7 separate regions of the Homo sapiens genome follow, and all the other regions are linked to region 4. Evidence: chromatin contacts called from ENCODE Hi-C or POLR2A ChIA-PET data. All regions are on one chromosome and are shown on one strand. The core of a region is the stretch at or near the end of the contact, and the rest is flanking DNA. Distances in the headings are between cores, read along the strand shown.

Region 1 (2,700 bases), core at 153-2,652, 660 kb after region 4:
TTTCACTGGATTAATAGGCATAAATCAGAGCTGTCCTAGCACATCAGGATGTATAGTCTTATTACAGGTAGGAAACTGAGGTTCCAAGGGGGTGGGAAGTCCTCCTAAGAGGAGGGGTCAGACTGGAAGCTACACAAAAAGAGGCAGAAATGTCCCTCCGCCTCTTAATCGGAGCCTGGGGAAACAAACACACTCGTGCAAAATCTCCAAAGAGGTGAGCTCTTCACCCTGTCAATTTTATCTGCCTCGTGAACCCCAGGGCTCAGGCTCCAGGCCCGGGCTAGCTCACACAACAGCAGAAGGGCCTTAGGTCTGGGCACTGAGCCAAAAAAAGGGAGGCTGTGGTCCCTGCTTTGGTTACCCTGCCGGGTCTGAGCGCCAAATCGGATCTCCTACTTCTCTCTCCCTCCCTCCCTCTGTTCCTGGACTGGGGGCAGGCCCTTCTGCTAACAGAAAGCCTTCCAGTCGGAGAAAGCTCTGACAGCCTGCCGCGATAAAGGGCCCTGGGGGCGTGAGGAGAGCAAGGGGCTCAAAATCAGAACCCAGCGTGACGACAGTGCCTCCATGACTGTGCTCCCGCAATGCGCAGGCTCCATGTCCTGGCGCCCGCCCGCCCATGGACCCGGCGGGGGCTTCCAGGCTGGGCTCAGCCATTACGCCGGCGTGCGGGGGAGGAAACTCGCCTCCCGGGCACTCGGTTGTCTCCTGCCCCCGCCCCTCCCTCCGATCCGGGCCCATCTCTGACGTAGTGTGACCTTGCTCATCCCTTCCAGGCTGTGGGCCTGTTTTCCCTGTGCAAGATGAGGGTCCTGGCTGTCCTGAGGACGCTGTCCGGGCGCCGCCAGGGGTGACCGAATTCAGCTCTGCTAGGACTGTTGGGAAATGAGCTCCCTGTCGGCGTGTGCCAGCCGCCTGCGCGAGGCGCCACAGGAGAGGGCGCGCTCCTGTCGCTCTGCCGCCCCCAGAAGTTTCCCGGGAACCGACTCCACTGACTCGCCCCTCCGCGCCCCACGCGTGGCAGCCTAAGCTCAGCCTCCAGATTGGAGGAGACCGCGGAGGGAACCCTGCTGGGGTCTGGGCCCGGGGCCACGCGGCCCGAGCAGATCGAGGGCCGACCCCTCCGAGAACTCGCTCTCTGGCCTCGGCTCCTCCCTTGCGCCCGCCCTCCCACGTGGGGCCCAGGTCTGGGAATCAGCGCTCGGGGGTGGCTGGGGACAACCGAGAACGAGCTTCTTCCCCGGCACGCGGGCGGAATGGCTGAGCCCAGCCTGGAAGCCCCCGTCAGGTCCTTGGGGGCGGGCGGGCGCGCGAAGCACAGGGCGGAGACAGCCGGGAGCCCAGCCTCCCGGGCTGGGCCGCCCTCCCCTTCCCCGCGCCCGGCCGGGGATGGGGGTGTGGTCCCAAGTGTACAGTGGCATCAAGCTCAGCGCGAGCTCCCGGGAACGCTCCAACGCCTTCAGCCTGTTTCCCAGGAACGGTCCCCGGCTTCGCGCCCCAATTTCTAACAGCCTGCCTGTCCCCCGGGAACGTTCTAACATCCTTGGGGAGCGCCCCAGCTACAAGACACTGTCCTGAGAACGCTGTCATCACCCGTAGTTGCAAGTTTCGGAGCGGCAGTGGGAAGCATGCGGGACTACGACGAGGTGATCGCCTTCCTGGGCGAGTGGGGGCCCTTCCAGCGCCTCATCTTCTTCCTGCTCAGCGCCAGCATCATCCCCAATGGCTTCAATGGTATGTCAGTCGTGTTCCTGGCGGGGACCCCGGAGCACCGCTGTCGAGTGCCGGACGCCGCGAACCTGAGCAGCGCCTGGCGCAACAACAGTGTCCCGCTGCGGCTGCGGGACGGCCGCGAGGTGCCCCACAGCTGCAGCCGCTACCGGCTCGCCACCATCGCCAACTTCTCGGCGCTCGGGCTGGAGCCGGGGCGCGACGTGGACCTGGGGCAGCTGGAGCAGGAGAGCTGCCTGGATGGCTGGGAGTTCAGCCAGGACGTCTACCTGTCCACCGTCGTGACCGAGGTGGGTGCCAGGCCGAGACCGTTGACCCGGGAGTGCCTGACCCTCCCTCTGCGTCAGCCCCCCTTGAGACTCCCTGCGCAGTGCCCGGGTCAGCGCTCCCCTCCCCCTCAAACCTGCTGTTCATACTTCCAGCAGCGGGTGTGCACCCCAAGAAAGAATAGGACTCACGCGAGGCGCATTCCTGGGTCGTTTCTGTCCAATAAGGAGGTGATGGAGAAAGGAGTTTGTCACCAACTGTCTTTTCATTTCCGATTTTCACAACAAATGAAGTTTCCTAAGAACCTAGATGTTGCGTTGGGGGAAGCGCAGCCCCAGGCTACCCAGACGCACTGCCTGAGTCACCTTCCTGCCAGGCATGGGAGGAGGGGTGTGAGGGACCTTGTTACTGGGCAGGGCGGGGCCAAATCTTGTCTGTTCCCTGGCCACAGACTTCTGGAGGCATCAGGAGGTGTACTGCCGTACCATATACTTGTGAGGTTTGGGGTCCTTTCCTGAGGCCCCAGTTTCTCTAAGACAGCAGATGGCCTCCTGAGGCTCATTGGGTGCAAGGAAGCACAGAAGGCGAAACCCCAGCTGGAAGCCCTGGCCCTCAGGGACCTCTCTGAGCACAGGGTGAGTTGGCAGGCAGGGGCTGTAGCCCCTCAGCACCCTGCGTGGTTAGTGGCAGGTTTTCTAAGTTCCA
Region 2 (2,722 bases), core at 217-2,716, 780 kb after region 4:
GGTCATCATTTGGCCTGCCCCACTTTCCCACCTGCTCTTGAGGGAACTATTGCAAGGACACATACAAGCCCCTACATCAGTCACAGACCAGGGCCTCCATCTTGCAGGGAATGTGCCCAAATTACAAACAGGTAAACCAAAGTGACTCTGGGCAGATTTAATAGCTCATTTTGGTTTCTTGTTCCAGTTATAACAGACTGCTCTGTGTTTGCTCTATGGCAAAAACTTTTATGTTTGCTTTGCAACAAACGTACAGACAGGGCAAACTGTGTTTGGAGTATGGTGTCTTACCAATGTTTTCTAAAAGCAAGTGAATAGAAATGCTTGCAAAAGTATTTTCAGACCTCAGTGGCCAGCGCTGAACACCGCTGTAGGAATGTCCATCAAACGTTGTGGCCATGCTCCACTCTAACAAAAACCTGGTTCCGTGGCATAATTGTGGGGGCTAATTGTCAGGCTAAGTTTCAGACACCTTCCAAAAAAAATTGCAGGGCTTCCTCAGTCTTTAAACTCCAGATAATATTGTCCAAACTTTGACAACTAACCTGTTATCATGGAGATAGCTCCAAGTTGATGGACTGGCCATTAGAGAATGTCTATCAAGCATCCAGGTAAATGACTTGGTTGCTGCCCTCAAGGAACCCACTTAGAGGCTGTCAGAAAATTTTAAGTATTTTCTTCCTTCTATTGTTCATTCCTAAAATTCTGGCAGTAGGTATGATTATTATTATTCCCATCCCACAGGGGAAGTAATTAAGTCTAACTACTTGAATATTTTGCCCCAAATCACTGACAGTAAGAGACGGCCAGACACTGAAACCTGGAATCTCTAAATGTTTAGATATTGATGGGCACCGCTTAGACCAGGGAGTCCAAACCATAGGCTTGCTGTTCCAGTTTCTCTTATCGGATGAAGGGACCCCCATTTCACCGACGTCATTGACTTTTGGGTTCTCCGCTGACCCCAGATGAGATGCCTGGTACCTCATGGTCAAGTCCCCTCCAACGGGGACTCCTCAGAGGCTTGGTCCCAGTTGCTCAGGCTGCCATCTGCCTCCTCAGGCCAGAGCCCGAGGCGCCGCCAGCGGTCAGGTCCCGGGCCGGCTGCCAGCCACAGGCCCAAGTAAACGCTGAATGAAGGGCAGATGGAGGAACCTGTCCCGGTCGGCCGAAGCGCCGCGGGCGCCTTTCCACTTACGGCGGGCCTGCCCAGCCTCCCGCCCAGCCCGGGCCCGGGTCCCGCCGAGGCAGGTGTGCGTGGCGGACTAGCTCTCGGGCACTCGGCTGGCCCAGCTCCACCCCGAACGCCACCGGGCCAGGCCACGCGCAGACCCGAGCCCGGGGCCCCCGCCTCTGGCTGCCGGCCCGCGCCCGCCGCGCGCCCCGCGTTCACTGCGCGCTCGGCCCCGGTCCCGCCTCCCGGAGGGTTTCGCTTTCGCTTTCCTGCCGATGTCGTTGAGGAAAATGAAAGCGGTCGTGGCCAGGACTGGCGCAGCTGCCGTTTCAGGCGAGGGGCGCAGAATGCAGCGGCCGCCAGCCTGGAGCGCGGGCCCTGGGGCCGCAACCCGCGCCGGGCGAGGTAAGCACAGCCCCTTCGCGGCCGCCTCGCGGGCTCCTCCTTGCGGACCCGGCGGGCCCGACGCCAGGCGTTTGACCCGGGCAGGGTCAGGGGTTCTGCCGTGGGGGCGGGGAGGGCCTGAGAAGCGGCACCCTTGGGTTTCGTGGCTTTGAGCCTCCAGGCCAGGCTGGAAGACCTGGGAGGCCTCAGACAAGCGTGCCAAGGGGCTAGCAGCCCGGGGTCGAGCTGGAACCGTGGCAAGTCGGGCCACCTGAGCACGCCTTTCCCTTTTGTAGAGCACCGACCTCCCTGGGTGTTGGTAAAAATCAAAAGTGGGAGGGTGTACGTAAAATGCTGAACAGAATGCCTAACCTGAGCTCATAATCTACTCCCTCTGACCTGTCAGACTCATTTTTCCCACTGGGCCCCACCCCATACCTCATGTAGTTTGCTTAAGTTTCCTAGATCTGGTGCACCTGGGGGCACTTGGAGTGCCTTCCAAGTGTTCCTTGACCGAGCAAGCTGGCAGCTCATCTCCCTTGATCACGGGCATGGAGAGCAACTAGGCCAGGATGTGGCCCCCTTGCCCTGGCCCTGTCCATGTGAAGTCAGGGCCTTACTCTGCTGGGGCCCCCATCCCGGGGCTAGCATAGATGTCAGGGATAGGTGCACTCACAGACCGAGTCCTTCCCAGACCAGGAAATTTCCAGTCCACTGCATCTGCCAGCAGAAGCATGAAAGATGCGTGCCACCTTGTCTTTGCCCTTCGTCAAGTATAGCCAACTCATTCTTGGTATGCAGGAAGGGGGTTCCACCCCAGGGCTGTGGAAACAGCCCCTGCCCTTAGGGCGTTCCCATCCCCTGAAGAGAGAAAATATGTATTCAAGTTACCCATCAGGCAGGTTGTGTAGAACAAGGACAGGTGAGTGAAAGAGCTAAGAGCTGAGAGTAAAGTGACTAAATCATCAGAAACTTTACATTTAAGTTATGACAGGTTTTGCAGGCCAATACCAAGAATCCCCTTTAACTCAATTTTTGTCTCAATAATAATGAATTCAGCCTAATCACACAGATCTGATCATACGGCCCATTACTGAAACAAAACTTGAATGATCTTTACTTTGAGAAAACCATCTGAATTTGACAAAAGATGGTCTAAGTTCC
Region 3 (2,700 bases), core at 85-2,584, 920 kb after region 4:
GTAGCTGGGACCATCGGCGCCTGCCACCATGCCCGGCTAATTTTTTGTGTTTTCAGTAGAGACGGGGTTTCACCGTGTTAGCCAGGATGGTCTTCATTTCCTGACCTCGTGATCCACCCGTCTCGGCCTCCCAAAGTGCTGGGATTACAGGCGTGAGCCACCGCGCCTGGCCAAGACAGTAAATTTTATGTGTATTTTACAATTTTTAAAATAAAAAAAGGTCTTTCGTCTTTTCCCATTGTTTTATTACATTTGCTTTGCCAAGTAAGACATTCCTATATAATTTTAATGTTTTGTTCCATTAGTTATTTTAACTATTTTGTAATAACTGACACTTTCCGGTTTTTTTTAACCTGGTACAGCAAGAGACTATTTCTCACTGGTCTTCCCCACTTGCATCCTTTGGCACATACATTTATGTATTAGGTTCTGTAAATTATTTGCTTGGGATTGTATGACTGGAGAAACATTTCCTACATTTTTCCAAGGCAGGCAGAGGCAAATTATACCACTACAGTAATTCCAAATTTGTGTTTCATTTAAATGTCCTCCACTATTGTTTCAGTAATTTTTATGTATGTTTCTCTAGGCCCTTAAATGTGATATCCCTCCATTAAGTTTGTTTCCAAGAAAGCAATATTCTCAGTTACTTCTGAGACAGGTAACTTCTCTTTCCCTTATTTTTAAAGATATCTATTGCTGGGAGCACTGATCGGAATGGATTACCTCTACATTCTTCATATTTGCAGACTGCTTTTAGTTTTAGTTCCCAGACTTTTGGTCTTAAAGACGCCTTTACACTAAAAAATTACGGGGGACCTCAAAGAGCGTGTACGTGAGTTATAATTATCAACATTTACTCAATTAGAAATTAAAATTGGTATTTCTAAGCGCAAGAATACACATGCGCACATTCCATTAACCGCCACTGCAATGGCGTCATCACATGTTATGTGATCACTGGAAATTACTACACGAACGTTAGAGAGAGAATGAGAATGAAAAGGAAAATAGTTTTGACACGAACTGACCCCGCTTCCTGGGTCTCCAATCCACCCCACCACTACCCCCATTCCAGGAGTCCCAGGATCAAGCTTTGGGAAGCGCCATCCGTCACAGGTCTTGGTCTCCCCTTCCAAAAGTCAGTGCCTCTCCAGGCTGCCCATCCCCAGCAAAGATCCGGAAGTCCGCTGCCCCTGGCAACAGCACCCAGCACCTAGCCCTCTGCTTCGCCGTACCGCACCCGGAAGTCGGAGCTGCGCACGCACCGCGGGACTCTGATTTCCCGGCGTGCCCCAGGAGAGCGGCGTGGACGCGTGCGGGCCTAGAGGCCCACGTGATCCGCAGGGCGGCCGAGGCAGGAAGCTGTGAGTGCGCGGTTGCGGGGTCGCATTGTGGCTACGGCTTTGCGTCCCCGGCGGGCAGCCCCAGGCTGGTCCCCGCCTCCGCTCTCCCCACCGGCGGGGAAAGCAGCTGGTGTGGGAGGAAAGGCTCCATCCCCCGCCCCCTCTCTCCCGCTGTTGGCTGGCAGGATCTTTTGGCAGTCCTGTGGCCTCGCTCCCCGCCCGGATCCTCCTGACCCTGAGATTCGCGGGTCTCACGTCCCGTGCACGCCTTGCTTCGGCCTCAGTTAAGCCTTTGTGGGCTCCAGGTCCCTGGTGAGATTAGAAACGTTTGCAAACATGTCCCGGATCGAAAAGATGAGCATTCTGGGCGTGCGGAGTTTTGGAATAGAGGACAAAGATAAGCAAATTATCACTTTCTTCAGCCCCCTTACAATTTTGGTTGGACCCAATGGGGCGGGAAAGACGGTAAGTCTTCAGTAGCCGCCTTCAGTTTACAGGTCGCTACATCTTTCGGAGAATAAAATGGGAAGTTGAGAACTCTCCTTAGGAGCAGAAGCGTCCCTAGGGCTCCACAGGTGTAGGCCCTTAAAGTGCCTTAGGGTGTGGCCTGCAGGCTACAGCGACCTTAGGAGTTTGCCTGAAGCAGTCTCGGAAGGATGTCCGGACCTGGCCTGGGGACAAGGTTTACTTAAGAATCCCACGATACCGGGAGCTGTCGCCGCTCACTCAGAGTTCAGTTCCCACTGGATGCCCTTTGGTCTGTATTGATGTTTTTAACGCTGTCTCCTTGCTTTCAAAGCATAGCATTCACTTCCCAGTAGTTGTCCCATACAAGAATTCCTTTAAAAGTTATAAAATGATACATACATGACTAAAGAGTTTCCAAGTATGCCAACTGTCCAGACATAATACATGGAAAATAAATAAATTCAAAATGTAACTGATGTAGTGGGGCTTAACTTGGAAAACTTCTCTTCTTAAAACTCAGTCAAAAATTTAACGTTGGTGCACGACTGACTTTTTTTTTTTTTTAAAGCCGTGGGAATATTTATAAATTTGAATGGAAAGAATAACCAAGAGGCATTCTGGTCAGGAATAGTGGCTTAAGAAAAAGCAAGACGATGTCAGTATAGCAGGGAGAAGAGTCTAAAGGAAGGATTTGTGAAGAGTGTAGAAAGAGAGAAGGTTGAGAATTGAATGCCAAACTTGTTTACTTTTGTTTTTGTAAAAATGTTATTTGTTGAATGCTTGTTATGTACTTAGGATTGTACTAAATACTAGCAGAAGGGAGAGTAGTACTGTATAGTGTTTATGAGGACTGGCTGCCTCAATACAGCTTTTTCGCTTCATTTAT
Region 4 (2,836 bases), core at 110-2,609:
TCAAGAATCATCATAAGGAAACAAACACTCATCGAATTATAAATGTATATCTCAAAAAGAGAACTCTGGAAAGTGGTAGAATTTGTGTTGTTCCTATGCAAACATCAGGATCTTCAATAACATAATTTGACCTATCATGGCTTCCGTTGTGACCTGAATAATTGTCACGACCCAAAAGGTCAGCCCAACGTTACTGAGACTCAGTATGCAAAACACTACATATCTGAAAAACTCCAAAGTGAAGAATTAACCAAAGCATTTCATTTCATTTACTGCAACTTTAAACAAAACAATCCAATAATCCACTCACACTGTTTAGTGTTTTGTTTAGAAAATATGTCCCACTTGTTATAGAAACCTCCAAATCAAGGAAAACCTTCCCCAAAACCTTAGCATTCTACCGGGATAAGCAAAGCTAACAGGTTTTAGTTATATGCCTGAAAACTAGCCTTCATGAAGGTCGAATGAAAAATCTTTTAAGCTGATGCCATAACTGTTAACTCGACACAGCAAATTTTGGATCCAAGTACAAAATACTGTAAAATTTCCCAGTGACAGTCTGAAAAAGTACCTACAGTGGTGTTCTTTAAACATGCATCATCTACTACAGAATTCACCATTTGACTGGATGTAAACTTTTAAACTAACTTTGAAAACTTTATCTTTTTTTTAGGCAACTGTACAATATTTCAGAGACCTTTAAAGAAAAACTATTTCTAAATTACATGGCTGAGATACTTCCCTTACAATTTCCATCTCGTTTTTCATAGTCTACTTAAACGAATGGGCATCTAACTGCGAAACTCATATTACCCAACTCAGAAAATACGACTTAGTAATGGTGCTTTCTTAACGACACTCAGAAGCCCCCGGCAAGGACGGGTACGCGGGTTAAGACCGCATCACAGGCAGGAAGGGCGGTCGGCACCCTGCTGGCGACAAGGGCCTGGGTCAGGGAAGAGACTCAAGCGAACAGATTCCCAGTAGCAGGTGCGAGACTCTGGCAAGAGGGCAGTCGCCGCGGATTTCGGACAGACAGGAGGATGCTGTCTACTGGACTGTGAGACGCACATAAAGGTCAACCAGCCTCACCTCGGGAGTCCGCTCGGGTGGCTTCTTCCTCAACGCCTGCCTAGCGCCAGGGTCCACGGGTGAGTTCATGGCCACGGCCCGGGTACTCCGCAGCCTGCCCTTAGCAGCCCACGCCACAGTTCATTCACACTAGGTAGCGGGTGCGGTACCTTTCCCCCGCCCCAAGGAGGGAACTTCGCGCCGTAACAAGGTCCGAACTCTAGCAAACAACCCTTCGCAACGCCCGCCTAAGGCCTCTACCCACGCGCGACTGGCCGGAGACAAGTCTGCGCGGGGGCGGGGGAGAGTAAGTGCGCATGCGCAGCACGCACGCGCACGCTAAGAAACGCCCAAGGGAGTAACTCCACTGTGACGTTAAAATTGGGGCGGTGCGAGTAAGTCGTTTCCTGCTGTCGTCGTGAGATTTAAAGACACCTCGCGAGACCTCACCTAAATCAGTCACGGGGTCTGCCTTGGCGTTGTGGTTCCGTCTTCTCCATCCGTTGGAGACACCGGAAACGCGCTGAGGACCTGAGCAAAAATAGCATTTTGGGGCAGAACCGTGGGGAGGCGTTCTGACTGGAGAGAACTGTTGTGCCCAAATCCGGAAGCCCAGGGTGTGGCCAAGTCCGGCTTTGCGCTCTCCTCTGCAACTTCTACTGCCGACTTTGAATATGCGGAAGTAGAAGCCGCCATTCGGCAAAGAAGGAATTCCACGCACACCTCATATCTCTTTAAATAAAACGAGATCTCTTGTGAAAGCTGCCGACAGAGAAGTGCTTGATCTATTCGAAACGGACGTCCTGAGACCAGGGCAGAGAAAGCAAACATTCACGGCCAGGATAGGCAGCCGGTGCCGCGGCCAGCTCACGATTACCTTTGAGTCAAAAAACTAGATTTAGACTGCGTTCTTGTAACTAAATGCCCGGGGCAGCCCTCCCTCAGGCAACTGCGTTTAGGGTTGGGACTCGAGTGGCAACTTTTGCAATACTTTTTACATTCTAGTCTGCTTCCCAACAGACCGAATAAAGCCAGTTTTGTTTCACTGCTCCCTTGGTAAGAAAAACAGACCACCCTTAGGAGCAGCCAGAGAGCTGCTGAGGCCGTTTCAACAATAAGCTCACTGACAATTCCAGAATCCATCGTTCTAGGATACTCCTTACCCTTTCTCATAAGTTCATAGGTAACTAACTTTGGCGACACCACCTTTCCACTGAATTTTAAGCTCCTTGATGGCTGTAACTACATCTAGGTACACCTTGGTATTTCTCACAGCAGTTAGCATAGTTCACTAAATAACAAGGTGATTTATGATTATGACATGCTTTCCAATTAATGACTGCTTCACAGTAATTTTAATGACGTAATAAGAGTTAAAATTATATTTGAAAACAATGAGAGTTCAGGCTACAACACCGTTTCTGGGACCGGCAATGACTTAAGGACTGTTTTCTGTTGGTCCTGGGGCTTGCCCAAACTGGGAGTTTACAACATACTATTAGCATTTCTCTTTTTCAGGTATAGATCAAAAACTTTACCAGCGAAGTGTGGCATAGCCATTGTAGAAATAAAGTAATTGTGGAAAAAATCACAGGATGTTGCAGACGATCCGTTTTCCTCATTTTTTGTACAAATATAACCTCTCAAAGATCTGCCCAGGATCACAAACAAAAGTTAACCCTTCCATTCTTCAAGGATCAATTTTCAGAGTCACATCAATATTTTGAAAGAGGGAGAAAGAACTATAAAGCATGATCACCATGAA
Region 5 (2,776 bases), core at 19-2,518, 620 kb after region 4:
ACTTGTTTCTCTCCCAGCTGAACAGATAGCAGCATCTTGCCTCCTACAGAGGCACCCACATTCTACTCTGAAGGGCCCCTCCCTTCCTTGGACTGCCCTAGGTTTGTGCTTCTCAAGCAGTTCTCCTCTTTGCGGGTTGTCAGAGACCCAGTGGACACATTTCATCCCACCACCTGTGAGGAGCCCAAGAGCAGGGTCCTTATCACAGCTTGACTAAAAGGACACATAAGGTTAAGGATTTGGGCTAAATGAGAGACCTCCACAGAGTCTGGAAAAGTAAAAGGTGTCTCCCTGATGTAGCCAGATAGAAGTGCCGAGAGAACCAGAGGGAGGTTGGTGGTGCCATGGCATCTGCATTGGCTGTTCAAGTACATCCCCGGAGGATAATGGTTGGGAATGGAGAGAAGACCTTGGAGAGAAAAGGGCCCAAAGTGAAGCGCTGCATATATTTCTTCCCTTTACACTGCACAGCCACGACCCCAGCCGCTCCAGCTGCTACTTTCTCAGGAGACCTGGGGAAACAAATCTCCTGGCAAAGGACGAGGGGAGGGGGCTGTGCAGACAGGGAGGTGGCCTGCGAGGAGCCTGCAAGCAGCAAGAGAAGGCCTGAATGTTCTGGGGAAGCAGGGACACCTTGCTTCCAGATACAAGTCAGGGACCACCTCTTCCAGGAAGCCTTACTGGCCTCCACAAACTAGTCTGAGGACCTTTCTGTGTCCACTCCCACGCTCGGCGCTGCCTGCTGTCGTTTTGGGTCTGCGTCCCCGGCCCAGTGCTGCGCAAGCCCCTGGTTCATAGGGTTCTTGGTTCAGAGGGCTCCTCACACGGCAGGATGGGCCGCAGGTGTGCCAGTCGGGCCCATGAGGAGGTATCTGAGCTGGGGCAGCCCCATCCCCCAAGTGGGCCCTCCATCCCTCCTCGGGCTGGAGCACCGCCCCTAAAAGCGACTTCAAAGGGCCGGTGTCGACAGCTGGGTTTGGGTCCGCGGCCTGCAGATCCAAGGCCCGAGCAGGATCCAGGCCGTCGGGGCCGTCCGAACGCGGGGATCTCTGAGAGCTGAGTGGGGGTGCCGGGTTGCCGGCAGCCGGGGCTGAGGGCGGGTCCTCAGAGCCCCCCGAAGTGGGAGGGTCGGGCTGGCCGCGGGGCCAATCCAGGCGCACAGGGAGCGGGGGCGGGGGCTGGGCCGAGTGGGGACAGGGGCGGGCGGGCCGGGGGCGGGCGCGGCGTCCAGGCGGCGGCGGCGGCTGCGGCGGCGGCGGCTCCTCCTCAGAGTCCGGCTCAGGCTCCGGCTGCGGCTCCAGCCCGCGATGCCCCATTCCGTGACCCTGCGCGGGCCTTCGCCCTGGGGCTTCCGCCTGGTGGGCGGCCGGGACTTCAGCGCGCCCCTCACCATCTCACGGGTGAGTCTGGCGGCTGCGTGGCGGCAGGGCGGTCCCATGTCTGAGACCGGGTTCTCGCGGTCCGCCCGGGACCCAGATCCCCTGTGTATCCGAGGCTTGAAGGCGGAGGGTTGGCCTGGGCGCCCCGCATGCTGTAGAGGCGGCTTCCAGGCAGAGGCAGGCAGCCCCAGCCGCCCTCCTCCCACGCTGGGCCTGTCTGCCCGATCCCGCGAAGAATCTCCCAAGAGTTCACGCACCCGCCTCCCCGCTGGCCTCATCTGGGGGAGCCACTGTGGACCCGGGAAGGACCCGCGGAGATGGGCCAGGGGTCTAGACAGCTCTACAGAGGCCCAGAAACTCTTCAGACTCACCCCCTGCCTGAAGATCTGGGGCAAAATGATTTAGAGCCCCCCTTCCCCTATCAGGGGTCCCTGCCGGCAGAGCTTGGTGACCCAGGGAGGTCTGGGGTCCTCGCTGAATCTGAGAAGACAGAGGTCCATCCACTTCCCACTTTGGGCGTGAGTCAGTCTCTCATTCACGACCTCAGTCACCCTAAGGGGAAGTGACCAGGAGGAATTTTGGCTTCCAGGGGAAAGGGAGACTTAACTGTGAGGTTGTGAGACCCCTCCCCACAAGATGACACAAAGCCGGGGGCCAGGACAGCCTCAGGCCCGTTCCTCAAGTTTCCCAGGGCCCTGCCTTGCCCACAGAGAAGGAAAAGGAGCCGGCACAGCCCTGGAGCGTGGCTAGTCTGAGGATAGAGGAGTGGAGGAGGTGACTCAGGCCCTGTTCGAGGGGGTGCCTGTCTAGGGGAGACAGGATCCTGGCCCAGCCTCGACATCCTCGTGTCTGGAGGGCCAAAAGAGAGGACTCAGACCCTGCCCTTGGGGGTCCCCAGCCTAAGGGACAGAAGAGGAGAGAACCCAGGCCCTGCCCTTGGCGGCTCTCAGTCTGGAAGGAGCAGAGGAGATAACCTGAAACCATCTGACGGCCATCCCTTGCTCCCACACAGGCTGATCTTGTCTTTGGGGGCCTGTGTCAGAGGCACAGAGAAGCACCTTCCCCCACCCTACTGCCACCTCTTGCCATGGGGGCTGGGCCAAGCCGGCTGGGCTTTAAGAGACTTCTGTCCAGTTCTTGGGAGGGGGTGGGCACCAGGTGGAGCGTGGAATCATGGAATCCCGTTTCTGGGGGCCAGGGTGACAGGCAGGCCCAGCTGTCCTAGGAGGCTTCCCACATCTGCCCTCACTGCCAGGTCCCTGGGGCCGAGTGAGGTGGGCCTTCAACACATCCCAGAGCCTTTCATCTCCTCTTTCCTATAGGATTCCTGCTGTGTGTGTGTGTGTGTGTGTGTGTGTGTGTACGCAAGCCTGTGTCTGCTTGTGTGTGTCATGCTG
Region 6 (2,700 bases), core at 66-2,565, 860 kb after region 4:
GCGCATCCGAGTGATGGGCATGTTGGCTGTAAAGAGAACACAGAGGCTCCAGTCTGGAATCTGTTGAACAGTACCTGGGCAGTGACCTGCCCCACCCGAGGTCACTTAGTTACCCTCCCCTCACCTCAGCCAGCTGCTAGGTACTACACTCAGTGCGGAGGGGAGCTGCGCTGGAATAAAACTGCTCTCCAAATTTTTTCAGCATCTTAGGCAAAAATGCTTTTGCCCCTTCCTTCAGCCCCTCCCAGCCAGTCTCTGGAGGAGACAGGCATGCAAGTGATGGCTTCAGGATTCATATGCAGGAAAAGAGACAAAATGCACAGATACCCTAATTTCAGAACTTTTCGCTCAAAATTCAAATCCTTTGGGAAGGGAGGGACTTCTTTTGCTTGATGCCAAGAAGAAATTCCCTTGACTTGAGTTGTAACCACTAGCTAGCAAAGGGCTAGCCGTCACCCTGAACAGCCCCCTCCCGCCCCCCTGAATCCATTCTACGCCTTCCTGACAGCCACAGCGCCCACAACGCTAAGACCAGGACGCTAACCCTTCCGGCCCGGTTTCCCCTCCTCTGGAGAAGTGGCCCAAGGAACACCTGTGGCGCCTCTTCCCGCAGTCTCCGTAGGTCACGATTCCCTCCAGCCACCTGGGCAGTAAGCCAGCCCTTGCCACCAGCACAGGGAGCCCAAAACCTGTCGCCTGGGCGCGGAGCTGGGACCGCCGAAAGCCGGGAGCACTGGGCGCCCACGCGTGGGCTGACACTCGGTCCCCGGCACGGCGTGTGGATGCGCGGGACGAACATAGCGGGCCACCTACAGGCCCCTGGCGGCTGCGCGCACGCAGATCTGCGAAAGCTGCCGGGCGCCGGCAGCCTCGTCCGGGTGGGCGGTCCACGCCGCGTCCCGCCCTCCCCGCGCCGCGGCCCGCGGCTCGCAGCTCCTCCGGCGCCCCCCGGAGCCCGCGCGGAGGCCCGGGCAACGCCGCGCGCCGGCGAGTCTCCAGCCTGGAGCTTTCGACCCCCCACTTCCTGGTGCCCCGCGCGCCTTTTATTCGACGCCGCCGGTGCCCCGCGCCTCAAAGGCGTACTCACCTCTGCTGCAGGAGCGATTCGGCGGTCGCGCGCGAGGGTCCCGGCGACGCAGGGGCTGCAGTGAGGGCGCGCGGAGCGCGACTCCGAGTGGAAGAGGGAAGAAGGCAGAGGTTGCCGGGTTCTTAAGGCCGCCGGGCACGGCCGGCGTGGACTGGGCACGGCTCCGGGTGGCCTCGGTTCGGCGGGGCTCGGGCGCACGTCTTGCCTCGACTAAGGAGTGGCGAGCTCTGCCAGGGCAGCGGCGCCACCGAGCAATCCAAACACTTAGCGGGATTCCCCAGCCCTGGCCGGCCCCGCCCCCGGACAGCCGCGCGGGCGCCCATTGGCCGGCTGCGTGCCGTCATTTCGGGGAAATCAGGCTGTTGTAGAGCTAGCGGCGAAGGGGAAGTACAGGGCGGCTGCTCCGCCCCACCCTCTCCGGCCGGGCGCCACCGCCCCGGGGCCACCGCGGGCCCGCCCCGAGCGCTCCCAATCCACCCCTGCTCCGGCTTGCCCGGAGGAGGGCTGCCCGGGACAGCCCAGCGCCCCTGGCCCCAGCCTGTCCTCTCACTCCGCCTTGTCCCAGCCGGCTGGCTCCTGGGGCCATCTTTTCACCCTCCTGGCGGGGCGGGGGCGGGGGTATATCTCCCGAACGCAGGTGAGGGGATCGCCCGGGCACTTGCCGCCCTCTCCAGTGGGAACACTGGGCCGAATCTCCCGACTGGCAGCCTGGCTCCTCAAGCTTGCCAGTGGGATATCAAGAAGGGAGGGTTTCAGTCCTAGCACTACCCCTGTTTTTAGGGGTGACCCCCTCCCTCCAGGTCACTCACCTGCCCTGGGGAAGTGAAGAAGGCAGAAAGCCTACCCTGCCCCGTGTGCTGTCTGGGGCTGCTGGACCAGGGGAAATCCCAACTTGGCCGCTGCTGGCACAGCCCCCAAGGGACGCAGGACCTCTGTTTTTCAACCATAAAATAATAGTAGCCCTACCTTGATGGTTTGCTGTGATGGGAAGAGATTGTAAAGCACTATGCTCCACTCGGGCAACAGACGCTGAGTAGTTTTCAAGGTCGCCGTTGCAGGGTCTAATAGTGACCAGGATGACACCCCACCCCTTTTCGGTCTGCCTCCCTGGGACTCCCCCTGGCTGGCTTTAGGGAACAGAGGAGGAGAAGGGGTTCAGAGAAGCCCAGACGGCTGAGTGAGGGTAGGGGTGGGCTAGCTCTGATCCCTCCTAGCACTCTTGCCTCAGGCCGCCTCCAGAGCCTCCCTGTGGCCCGCGTATGGGAGTTCCGCAATGGAAGCATTGCTGTCATCTCTGAGTCCCCAGGGCTTGGCCCAGAGAGGTTCTGGGCAGCATGGAGGAATTAGCTCAGGGCTGATCAACGCCATGGGGCTAGCCAAAGGGTTGGGGAGCCCAGGTCCCATGCTCCTTGGTAAGGCCCCTACTTAACTCTCGCGCACAACTAGTCCCCGCCCCACGTATAGTCCTAGAGACTTGACTGGGTGTTCATTTTCCATCCAAAACTCTGGCCCAGGAGGCTTCTTCCTTCATCTCCCTAAAGCTCCTGCAGAAGTAAGTTACTCTCCCAGGCGTGTCATTTCCTTCACCCCAGCTCTCCCTCCAGGGCAGCACC
Region 7 (2,749 bases), core at 3-2,502, 590 kb after region 4:
CTGGGACTACAGGCGCGCGCCACCATGCCCGGATAGTTTTTTGTATTCTCCTGCACCATCTTAAAGTCAAATAGAATACAAAGGCCAGGGACCCACCTGGGCTGTCCAGCAATACCTGAGGCAGGAAGTGCCCTGATCCAGGCTCCTGCTGCGAAGGTCAACTGGGCATCTTACACATGCAGGGCACAGTACCAGGCACGTTATCTCACTCCAGGGTCTTGTAGACAGCGTCCGTGGACAGCTATCCCCTACAGTGTTCCTTCCCCATCACCTTGCTTCCACTACAAGGCCATAAGGAATGGCATTGGCCAAGGTCTCTGCTCCCACTCACATAGGCTGTTCCTCTGTCCACGATGCCCTTTTGCCAGCCTTCCTCTGACCACTCCAGCTCATGGGTCACCTCCTCCGGGAAGTCCTCTGGCCGGAGGCAGTCAGTGCTCTACCAAGTACCCACTGCCCGCATTCCCTTCCAGCACAGCGCTCACCACACTGCTCTGGGCCAGGACCTTCCCGCTCTTCCAATCCGCCTGTCCCACTGGGTTAGCAACTGCTTGCGGTTTCTGGCACACAGAAGGGTCCCGTTTGTTGAATTAGTTAACGAATTATCACGGGTCTCCGCAGCTGCCAAGGAAAAACAACGCTGGTTCCACAAGGATGTCTGGGGGAGAAAAGACTTTCTGATCCAATGGCCCATCTAATGGGCTCCAAGCTGGACCCTGCCCGGACAAGACCTAGGACTCCCAGCCCTTGGGAGGGTGCAGAACGGGCTTAGCCAATATGAAGAGGCCCCTCAGGGCCAGGCGGACGCCGCGCCCCCGCTCCCAACAGCCGGCAGCCCGGGGTCAGGCCGCCACTTCCCGGGAGCCTGACAGGGAAGAGCGGCCAAGTTCCCAGCCCCGCCCGACAGCCGAGGGAACTGCACGAAGGGCGCCGCTGACCTCACCACCCTGAGCTCGGGAAGGCTTGCGGGCGGCGGCACAAGAACCCAGACGGGTGCAGAAACAGGGCGGAGGGTGCAGGGTGGCGGCCCGGACTGCGCTGCTGGCGGCTAGCGGCGCGACCCCCGGCCCCGGATCCGGCCCCGGCCCCTAACTCTCAGCCCCGCGCGGGCAGAACGCACCGCCTGGCGACCCCAGCCCGCGCCCCAGCGCTAAGGTTGATCTGGCGGCTGAGCGGGCGGGGCGCTCACCTGGACACTCGCAGCTCCCGGCGTTTCCAGAACCTCCCGCGGCGTCGCCCGGTCAGCTCGGCGCCTCCTCCCTTGGCGACTCCGCCTCGGGCCGCTGCCGGGGCTCCGCCCACTTGAGCCGCCGCCACGTCCCCACCTCACGCTCCACACGCCTGCCTGCGTCCTGGTCCCCAGCTCCGGTGGCTCCGCCGGGGTTCGCCGTCCTCTGCGACCCCTGGGAACGCCCAGGCTACCCGGCCTCGCGGGAGCCGGAGCCGGAGCCGGAGCCGGAGCTGGCCGCCCGCGCCCTTCATGCCGCCCGCAGCCCACCGCACGTACTCCGCGCCCGCCTGGCTTTGGCGCCCCCACCTGCGGGCCTTGGCCCGCCCTCCTGCCCAGCCCCTGGGCGTCTGGAGAGGTCGCCACGACCCGATCCCCTCGCCGGGGCTGTAGGGAGAGCGTCCCTGGAGGCTGACGGATTTCCCTGCCTGCGCTCATGCCCATTGCCTGGGGGGCCCTGCCGGGTACACGGGCCCCTTCTTCCCAGCACCACCACAAGGAGGCTGTTACGGGAGGCTGGGGTCACCCCGGCTAGGAACTGGGTATCAGGAGAGGAGGCAGAACAGTGGAGAAGACCCTGAGGAAGACTAGGGACCTGGGGCCCACCCCCTGGAGACCGAGATTGGGAGGCCCATTCCCAGGGCCGAGCTCTCAGTGGGTTTCAGAGAGTCCCGGGCTCTGGTCCAGGCAGTCCTGGTGGCATGTGCAGGGGTGATGGATTGATGAGAAGGGGGCCCATCAAAGGCTGGGTGGGGGCGGAGGCGGGGGGGCGGTAACAACCTGGGGCACACTGGGTTGCCCAAACCCTTCTTTATGCCATGGGCCAAAAAGAGTGGACACCTGGTTCAGCCAATCCAGTCTGGAAGGGAATAAGGACAGAGATGCAGCAAACCTCAGCCTGAGCGGGAGGAGGCCCTGGCGGCCAGGCAGGTTCCCACGCCTGCTCTGTGAACCTTCCTCTCATGAATGAGGGGAAGCACGGTCTGAGAATCTCATCAGGGAGCAAGCCCAGAGCGGGAGATGCCCAGCCTCCGCCCAGGCCCAGTGTGGATATTCCCTACGGCACACGGGCCAGGCAGGCGGCCCAGACCTGGGGAAAGCAGGAGCACGCACACGGAAATACACATAAAACATGGGTGAGCCATTGTTCCTGCCTGCGTCAGCCACCGGCTCGAGCCCGGCTAAAACTACACAAACCCTCCTGCATCTGCTACATCCACAGAAGCTTCCTTCCATCTCCTCCCCCTTCTCAGGAGTTTGCCCCATGGAACATCCCTTTTCTCTCCTGAAGGCTCAACTACCCGCTCTCAACTGGATCTTTCCCATTGGCCTGTAAATGTGTTCAAGCCTCTACTATGGGAACAAAACCCTCATTCGACCCCACTGAGTGTCTCTGTTCTCAACCGCAGCGGAATTTCTTGAAAGAGCTGTCTCCCCATCCTCACATCTCTCCCACTCTTCAGGCCCTAAAGGAGCTGTCTCTCCCACTCTTCAGGCCCTGCAGTCAGCCTTCTAGCTCCC

The links. A loop is a pair of places that touch in the nucleus more often than their neighbours do. ChIA-PET counts read pairs that join two places held with the same protein, here RNA polymerase II (POLR2A). Pooled maps may share reads with other maps.
Region 1: a map of naive thymus-derived CD4-positive, alpha-beta T cell shows a loop between it and region 4 (16-fold over the local background). The contact joins the promoter of SLC22A4 here to the promoter of RAPGEF6 in region 4. A Hi-C loop is called at or near these places in 2 of 168 maps with a recorded cell type or tissue (both naive thymus-derived CD4-positive, alpha-beta T cell) and 12 of 50 pooled maps. POLR2A ChIA-PET finds 5 or more read pairs at or near these places in 3 of 52 experiments (PC-9, Panc1 and activated CD4-positive, alpha-beta memory T cell).
Region 2: a loop to region 4 is called in a pooled map, with 6 times the contacts of the local background. The contact joins the promoter of CARINH here to the promoter of RAPGEF6 in region 4. A Hi-C loop is called at or near these places in 1 of 168 maps with a recorded cell type or tissue (naive thymus-derived CD4-positive, alpha-beta T cell), 2 of 37 single-sample maps with no recorded cell type and 12 of 50 pooled maps. POLR2A ChIA-PET finds 5 or more read pairs at or near these places in 1 of 52 experiments (activated B cell).
Region 3: a loop to region 4 is called in a pooled map, with 15 times the contacts of the local background. The contact joins the promoter of RAD50 here to the promoter of RAPGEF6 in region 4. A Hi-C loop is called at or near these places in 2 of 37 single-sample maps with no recorded cell type and 7 of 50 pooled maps.
Region 5: a map of prostate gland shows a loop between it and region 4 (3-fold over the local background). The contact joins the promoter of PDLIM4 here to the promoter of RAPGEF6 in region 4. A Hi-C loop is called at or near these places in 2 of 168 maps with a recorded cell type or tissue (ascending aorta and prostate gland) and 5 of 50 pooled maps.
Region 6: a map of ovary shows a loop between it and region 4 (6-fold over the local background). The contact joins the promoter of IRF1 here to the promoter of RAPGEF6 in region 4. A Hi-C loop is called at or near these places in 5 of 168 maps with a recorded cell type or tissue (B cell, CD8-positive, alpha-beta T cell, gastrocnemius medialis and 2 more), 5 of 37 single-sample maps with no recorded cell type and 21 of 50 pooled maps.
Region 7: a pooled map shows a loop between it and region 4 (4-fold over the local background). The contact joins the promoter of P4HA2 here to the promoter of RAPGEF6 in region 4. A Hi-C loop is called at or near these places in 7 of 50 pooled maps. POLR2A ChIA-PET finds 5 or more read pairs at or near these places in 3 of 52 experiments (GM12878, MCF 10A and activated B cell).

What each region holds. Positions count from the first base shown.
Region 1 is chr5:132,292,992-132,295,691 of GRCh38, forward strand. It overlaps SLC22A4 (solute carrier family 22 member 4), which reads left to right and starts at 1,403. Exons shown (of 10, transcript NM_003059.3): 1 at 1,403-2,018. The coding sequence starts at 1,626. RefSeq lists enhancers at 376-994, 811-860 and silencers at 1,091-1,450, 1,521-1,570.
Region 2 is chr5:132,409,463-132,412,184 of GRCh38, forward strand. It overlaps CARINH (colitis associated IRF1 antisense regulator of intestinal homeostasis), which reads left to right and starts at 1,467. Exons shown (of 4, transcript NR_161242.1): 1 at 1,467-1,579. RefSeq lists an enhancer at 816-865 and silencers at 1,106-1,405, 1,476-1,765.
Region 3 is chr5:132,555,643-132,558,342 of GRCh38, forward strand. It overlaps RAD50 (RAD50 double strand break repair protein), which reads left to right and starts at 1,335. Exons shown (of 25, transcript NM_005732.4): 1 at 1,335-1,811. The coding sequence starts at 1,683. It also overlaps a transcript of IL5 not described here. RefSeq lists an enhancer at 958-1,618.
Region 4 is chr5:131,633,870-131,636,705 of GRCh38, forward strand. It overlaps RAPGEF6 (Rap guanine nucleotide exchange factor 6), which reads right to left and starts at 1,360. Exons shown (of 28, transcript NM_016340.6): 1 at 1,093-1,360. The coding sequence starts at 1,161. RefSeq lists enhancers at 550-1,132, 1,080-1,169, 1,262-2,461, 1,470-1,719, 1,730-1,929.
Region 5 is chr5:132,256,428-132,259,203 of GRCh38, forward strand. PDLIM4 (PDZ and LIM domain 4) reads left to right here and starts at 1,269. Exons shown (of 7, transcript NM_003687.4): 1 at 1,269-1,400. The coding sequence starts at 1,308. RefSeq lists an enhancer at 1,823-2,612.
Region 6 is chr5:132,489,458-132,492,157 of GRCh38, forward strand. IRF1 (interferon regulatory factor 1) reads right to left here and starts at 1,316. Exons shown (of 10, transcript NM_002198.3): 1 at 1,088-1,316; 2 at 1-26. The coding sequence starts at 21. RefSeq lists silencers at 148-197, 728-1,007, 1,268-1,717 and enhancers at 189-836, 1,858-1,997, 2,131-2,700, 2,268-2,477, 2,518-2,567.
Region 7 is chr5:132,226,601-132,229,349 of GRCh38, forward strand. It overlaps P4HA2 (prolyl 4-hydroxylase subunit alpha 2), which reads right to left and starts at 1,253. Exons shown (of 15, transcript NM_001017974.2): 1 at 1,190-1,253. RefSeq lists silencers at 970-1,229, 1,370-1,599.